2 separate regions of the Homo sapiens genome follow, and region 1 is linked to region 2. Evidence: chromatin contacts called from ENCODE Hi-C or POLR2A ChIA-PET data. All regions are on one chromosome and are shown on one strand. The core of a region is the stretch at or near the end of the contact, and the rest is flanking DNA. Distances in the headings are between cores, read along the strand shown. Region 1 overlaps LOC105372018 (a long non-coding RNA gene). Region 2 overlaps GATA6 (GATA binding protein 6).

The links. Hi-C counts contacts between places; a loop is a spot of excess contacts on that map. ChIA-PET counts read pairs that join two places held with the same protein, here RNA polymerase II (POLR2A). Pooled maps may share reads with other maps.
Region 1: a loop to region 2 is called in a map of mammary epithelial cell, with 2.8 times the contacts of the local background. The contact joins two enhancer-like sites. A Hi-C loop is called at or near these places in 1 of 168 maps with a recorded cell type or tissue (mammary epithelial cell) and 1 of 50 pooled maps. POLR2A ChIA-PET finds 5 or more read pairs at or near these places in 5 of 52 experiments (AG04450, PC-3, Panc1 and 2 more).

The regions. Positions count from the first base shown.
Region 1 is chr18:22,240,183-22,243,538 of GRCh38, reverse strand. LOC105372018 (a long non-coding RNA gene) reads left to right here. Exons shown (of 3, transcript XR_001753369.2): 3 at 507-607. Among named protein-coding and RNA genes, the nearest start is that of GATA6, 72 kb to the right of the region's middle. Within about 2 kb of position 1,323, at least 4 of the 41 ENCODE cell types and tissues checked have a DNase peak (open chromatin) inside an H3K27ac peak, as active enhancers do.
Region 2 is chr18:22,189,465-22,192,624 of GRCh38, reverse strand. The region is part of intron 6 of GATA6 (GATA binding protein 6); the gene reads right to left. Among named protein-coding and RNA genes, the nearest start is that of GATA6, 21 kb to the right of the region's middle. Within about 2 kb of position 1,709, at least 16 of the 41 ENCODE cell types and tissues checked have a DNase peak (open chromatin) inside an H3K27ac peak, as active enhancers do.

The DNA of each region.
Region 1 (3,356 bases), core at 74-2,573, 51 kb before region 2:
TGGTAGGGTTTCAGTATTGACCAATATTGACCTGGTCAGTTTCCTTGATGGTGAGCCCCTCAGCTCCCATCTTTGCAACCCACAGAGATGTAGCCACTGGTGGAATCAGAATTTCCATATGGGAGAGGATAAGGTTAAAAGGGGAGAGCTGGGGAACTTGTCTTAAAGGAGCGTCTTTATAGCAAGCATACTTTTGAGTTAAGTTTAATAAAAATAATGTTCCTTTCAGACTTCACGTTGAATTGAAAAATAGCAATTGTCCAGATTAAAAGATGTTATTAAGATCATCATTTTTCCTGGGTAGCTTTGCAGGGGCCGATGGAGACTACAGAGGATGATGACTCCACCGGTGGGCTCAGCCACTGTCCTCAGCCCAGCACTGGGCATGGAGTGACTCTCATGCCAGCCCATCCCTTTCTTGTCAGCTGAAATTCAGGGACTTCTAGACTCAAATCTCAATCAATGACAAGGCAAAGTCAGACACTGTGCTTTCACTGTGCTATTAGGTGTGATTCCGTCTGTCCTGAGACTCTTAAAATTCTAAACTTCTGCCATCTACAATCAAGAGCAGGAGACAAGGCAAACACATGCGAGAAATAAAGGCAAGTAGAATCCAAATGAGCTATATAACTAATCACAGCCATGCAGTTATGGGTGGAGAGGGCACTCTGGAGTGAGGGCAGGGATGGGGGCCGCTAGGATCCATGGGGGCTCATCTGGCCAAGGGGGCGGTCAGCAGGCCAAGCTCTCACTCTGCTGCTAATTGAAAACAAAGGGAAAGGTAGATGTTATTTCAGATCCTCTTGCCAAGACAGATGATAGAAGTAGTCATGAGGAGCCATCTTAATATTTTTTTCATTGATGGCCCCACCCCAAGGAGCCTAAATGGCCGAGCCACCCCCAGATTCCCAGGTTCGGCCCTTCATTCTTTCCAGGGACTGCTCATGGCCTCTACTTGCCTATCCCTAGGAAGATCTTTCTGCCAAGCTTGGAAGCAGGAAGAGCAGGCTTTTGGAGGTTTTGGCAAATGGATTTGATAGCTACTCTGCATCCACTTTTCTAGTTTGTGGTTGCAGGACCAGGTGCCTGGTGGGAGTCACGATCCCTGGGGAGACACCTCCCAGGAGCCACCCTCAGTCCTCAGAGGGCCTTTGAGTCCAGGGACAGACTTCCTGACAGAACAAACATATCTGAAGCTCAGAATCTTCTCTCTTGTCCACAGAAGCCATCCTGTAGACCTGAAACACTTAACTAACTGATCATTAATCATGAGGAACAGGTTTTGTGGGCAGCACTCCCATGCAAACACCCAACTGCCATTAACTTGCGTGGCAGATGTCGAGAGGTGAGAACGCTGGGTTCTGAATACAAGGAATGTGTGTCTCCCAGGTTGGGGGCCGATGAGGTGAAAAGAGATTTGTGCGATGCAAGCTATCTCTCCCTTTCCTTTCTTCCTCGGATTTTTCTCTATCTTGAGTAAAGTTCAGTTTTCAGAGATCAAACCTGGTTGTAAACACAGCCTTTAAAACCTTTGCACTGCTTTACTGCAGAATTTATGGTCTGTTTACCTTTGAGGTGAGGAGCAGGCAGGAGAGGTAATCCTGAGCCTTTGGTGGACGCCTCAAAAGAAAAAAGGGATACGGGGCACATGAATAAAAATACTTCCTTGTTCCATCCGTGATTTGTGGGTGCAGAATTCTTCCCCAGAGAGGTCATGCCCTAAGGAAATTGGCCCAACCAGCCTTTTGTAACCATTAAAACAAGTAAGTCCTTGAGATCTTCCCCATTCCAGAAACTTCTGGAAACGCACAGATTTGGGGATTTGGAAAATGCACATGAGAACAACAGAGGCAGGTGCCTCAGTGGTGATGTGAGGTGTCGCTAGCACTAATGCCCTCTGGGAATTAAAGGCCAGGCCCCAGCACGGCATAGGAGCTTCCTTAAGGGGAACCAAGCGCAGCCACCAAGGGCCGGGGTGCTGTTTCCAGCCACACTGCATACACCTTCAGCGACAACCTTCCAAACAGGAACCCAGTCACAAACTGTCCTTTGGGTGAGGACTTTTGAAGGTCAGAGGCCAAAGAGAGTGCCTGGCAGGAATAAATCATCCAAGATTTTTTTCAACATAAATTACAGGAGATTTCAATTCCCCACTCACAGTTGCAGAACTAGCTGTCATCTCAGTCACAGAAGCTGTCACATAAATGAATGGGTCAAGGAGAGGAATTAAAAGACCTGTGTTCCTGAGAGCTCATCCCTCCTGCTTATTCGTACCTGCTGGTTATGTTACCATTAGCAAACACCACACTGGGCTTCAAATTTCTTCCCAGTAGTATGGGAACACCAATACTTGTCACTCAAAGGCACAGCTAGGACACAATAGTGCACTTGAAAGGGCCATGACAAGTTAATCCTATAAAATGTAAAATATATGTACTACTAATAATGATTTTGATGACTGCAATAGATATTTTAGAAATAAACTATCAGTCCCTACTCCGATAATGAATGACTCTTACATTATGGGGAGGAAAGGGAAATGCTCTCCTTTTCTTAACTAAGTTAAGGAAACCACCTCAGACAAGCACCCAGGAGGAGCGCTGTGGCTTCTTTCTGGCCTGGTCCTCACAAACGGTGTGGCCTGAGGCTTCTCTCTTCAGGGGAAGTGTCACAGTCATGACTGGGAGCGGATGTTGCCATGTTAGTGAAGGAGAATCCTCAGGTTGGGGTCAGGAAAGTCGGGGTCCATTCCAGGCTCTGTCGCTTAAGGATCTCTACAATTATGGACAAAATATTGATCCCTTTGGGGCTCCAATATTTAGACCTGAGATAAACCACAGTGTTCCTAAGCCTTTGCTAGTTCTAAGTTCCCATGGTTCCCTATCAGGTAATAGGTAAATAAATTCAAAAACAATAAATAGTTGACTTCAGAATAGTTTTGTATTGTAAGCCATGTGTTAAGTAATGAAAGAGATGAAATTGATAGATCTATTGTGAATCAACCTCAGATAAGAATTAACTCAGTTTTTTTCTTTTTTTAGGCCGAGTGCAGAGGCTCATGCCTGTAATCCCAGCACTTTGGAAGGCTGAGGTAGGTGGATCACCTGAGGTCAGGAGTTGGAGACCAGCTTGGCCAACATGGTGAGACCCCTGTATCACTAAAAAAAAAATGGCTGGGTGTGGTGGTGCAGGCTTGTAATCCCAGCTACTTGGGAGGCTGAGGCAGGAGAATTGTTTGAACCTGGGAGGTGAAGTTTGCAGTGAACCAAGATTGTGCCACGGCACTCCAGCCTGGACAAGAGAGTGAGACTCCATCTCAAAAAAAAAAAAAAAAAAGAATTAACTCAGTTTTGCTG
Region 2 (3,160 bases), core at 460-2,959:
AGATGGATGAGCATCTTAATCTCTCCATCTTAATTACAGAAAACATACCAAGAAGCATTTACAATGCACTTAAACCACAAAAAGCATTAGGAAAGTACTAAGTATCAGAAGGAATAAAAAATTTGCTATCAGTGAAATACAAATCTCTAAAATGTGGTTACTTTCTTAACACAATAACTCTACGTCTCTAAATTTCCCCATTAAGAAAGTGAGGATCTTATTCTAATATCTTGGGATGAAAAAAAATGCCACGCAAATAAAGCTGATTACTATTAACTTCCAAGACCCGTATTTAAGTAGTGCTATTCTTCTTAAACTTCAAAGAGGTCTCCAGGCATCTCCCACTCACTCTACACAATACTCCTAAGGACCAGATGGTAGGAATTACTTTTCCCCTTTAGTAGAAGGAGGAAAACAGAGGCTTTACAGAACCTTGGCAGCTTGCTATACTCACACAGACAGAGCTGGAGCTAGCGCCTGGCTGCTGGAATCTGTTTCCTCCCAGCTGCTAATCCGTGAACCCCCAGAATAAACTTTTGACCATATTCAGGCTTCACCACGAATCAAGCAACTAAATTTAATGAGAGCTTTAAATGTAAAATACTTGTGTTTAATAAAATAAAAATATGGTTCTGCAGCATGTGGCCCAGCTCTGGTGAAACCGTGCCAGGCCAACAACCAAAACAGGCAGCACACCATCAAGTCGGATCATGATTTAAGCATCGTCAGATGTTGACTTGGAACCGTTTACTCGTAAGACCCCAACAGGACATTAGAATCAATGCCTAGTTATGTATTTGTCCAAATCATTCTTAAAATATGAGGTCAATAAAATAATGTCTTTGTGCTCAGTCTCACAAATTCTGAGTACTGGGCCTTTAAAAAAGCCTGATGTGATGGGTAGCTGAGTGGTGAATTGTCACATTGCCAACACCTGTCTATGGAGATGCTTTTTTAAATTATTAAAATTTCAGAGAAAATTAACAGGTAGGTCTAAACATGAACAGAACTAACAGATTGTACTTAATTCATATCCACTGGATCTTCATACTGCTAGTAACTCTTCTGGCAGACACCCATGAAATGCATAATAAATTACTTTTGTTCCAGTAAAGGAATTCGTTTTCTTCGAAGATTCATTTAGCAATAACCTTTCAGAGCAATCTAAGCCAGATTTCTTAAATTTGGCCATGTTTTCCCGTAACATTATTTCATGTTTTCTGACAATTTTGTATATTCTTATAGAGGCGTTGGGGGGGCGGGTGGGAGAAAACTGCAAAGAATCTGTAATTTGCAAAGAAGAGCTGTATTCTGGGATGAGGCTATAAGAAATGGTGAATAACTTCTGCCCACACTTATTCTTTATCCAGTATTCTGGCTATCAGATAGTGATAATGAGTCACTTATTAAATAAACCACAATTCTGTGATAAATTATGTGGACATATGTTACAAACTATTTAAAGCTTTACTGTTTCCTAATGTACAAAGCCATTGGATATTGATGTAGCACACAATGCATTTTTAAACTACTTCTTACCATCCTCCCTGTCACACACACACACACACACACACACACACACACACACACACGAGATTTAAAAAAAAAAAAAAAGGAAGTCTAGAAAAAGCCTTGAGATCAGAATGAAAGTATGCAAATCCGCATGCTTGAACATTCCCTGCCGGGGTGACGTGTGACTTTCACGCAAAGGCCAATGTGGTCAGACAAGAACGTGAGTTATTAGAAGGGGCTGTGAACATAGAAAGAAAGGGAGCCTGGCACATAGGGAGCATGAAGATAAAATGCCAACAAAATATTTATGTTCATGGCTTGTAGCATGTGGCAAGTGGGATATTAATAACTGTGATGATTGGTCAACTCCCTGGGAGTGGTAACAGCCCTGGACTGGGAGGCAGGAGACGTCGGTTCCAGTCCCGGCTTCAATACTGGCTTGTTTTGTGACCTTAAGGAGTCACTCCGGATCTTGGTTTATAAATGAGGCAATAATAATACCTAACCACATAACTCTCTCACAGACCCTTTGGGAGATTAATGATTTTTTAACCCCTTTGCTACTCATTTAGAAAAGAGTGTTTTGGACGATAGACTGAAAAAAAAAACAGGCACTTCACTATTAAGAAATGCTTTTTCAGTAATTTCTTCATAAACATTCATTGAAGACAATTTTAACATTCTGAAAAGTTCCAAAACAGCATTTGTTTGTGTATGGATTTAAATCGCAGCATTAGAAGGATTTCAGTATGGCAATCTTGTGTTTCTCTTAAAAGAACCTTGTTATAACCACATTAGGTATGTCAACAAAAGTAATTTTTACTACTTTTTTTTTAACTTAATGTTACCCAACTGCCATATTCTTAGTACCATTACACATTTGATTTCTAAGTATAACATTGATAAGAAAATTTGCATTAACTGTCTTAAATACATTCTTGGTCAAGAGCAAATAACTTCTCACAGTTTTCCCACCTGTTTCAGTGGGAGGATATGTGATGCTAAAATTATTAATCAAACTAGTCCAATTTCTTTAAGAAAACATTCTTTCTTCTCTCTGAAGATTTCAAAGAAATGAACTAATATCGCATATTAATCTAACACGCTGTAGTGGCAACAACACTGACCGCATCAGCCAGACCTGCGGCCAACGTGAAACCACGCGTCTCAATTTGACACGTGACCTTGGAACTGTTCTTTACCTTCTGCATCTCACTTAGAAGGAGGAGTAAAAAATAAAATGTATCTAAAACACCTGGCACATAAAAGGTACCTGATAGAAACTAATTTCCTGCCTCCCTATGTTCACTATCTTATAAGTGAGTGAGTATTAGGAAAGGGAAAAACTTCCTCAAAGCAAGATCACTATGAGAAAATCGAAGACCAATCCACCACTGTTTGGCTCTCGAGTCCTCTAGAAGCTCTGTGGCATATTCAAGTTAAAAATGAAGCACTAATTTTCTGCTCCAGCCCCAGCAGGCTCTTGCATCAGAGCTCGCCTTCATACTTTCCTCTGAGCAACTTAACAGTATAAGCACAGCATAAGTCCTTCACAAATGTTCCTTTCAGCTCTTTCACAGGAACTATAATTTTGTGACCAACCATAGTGCACAGTAAATCAAAAAAAAATTCCATTACTTGAAGAAAA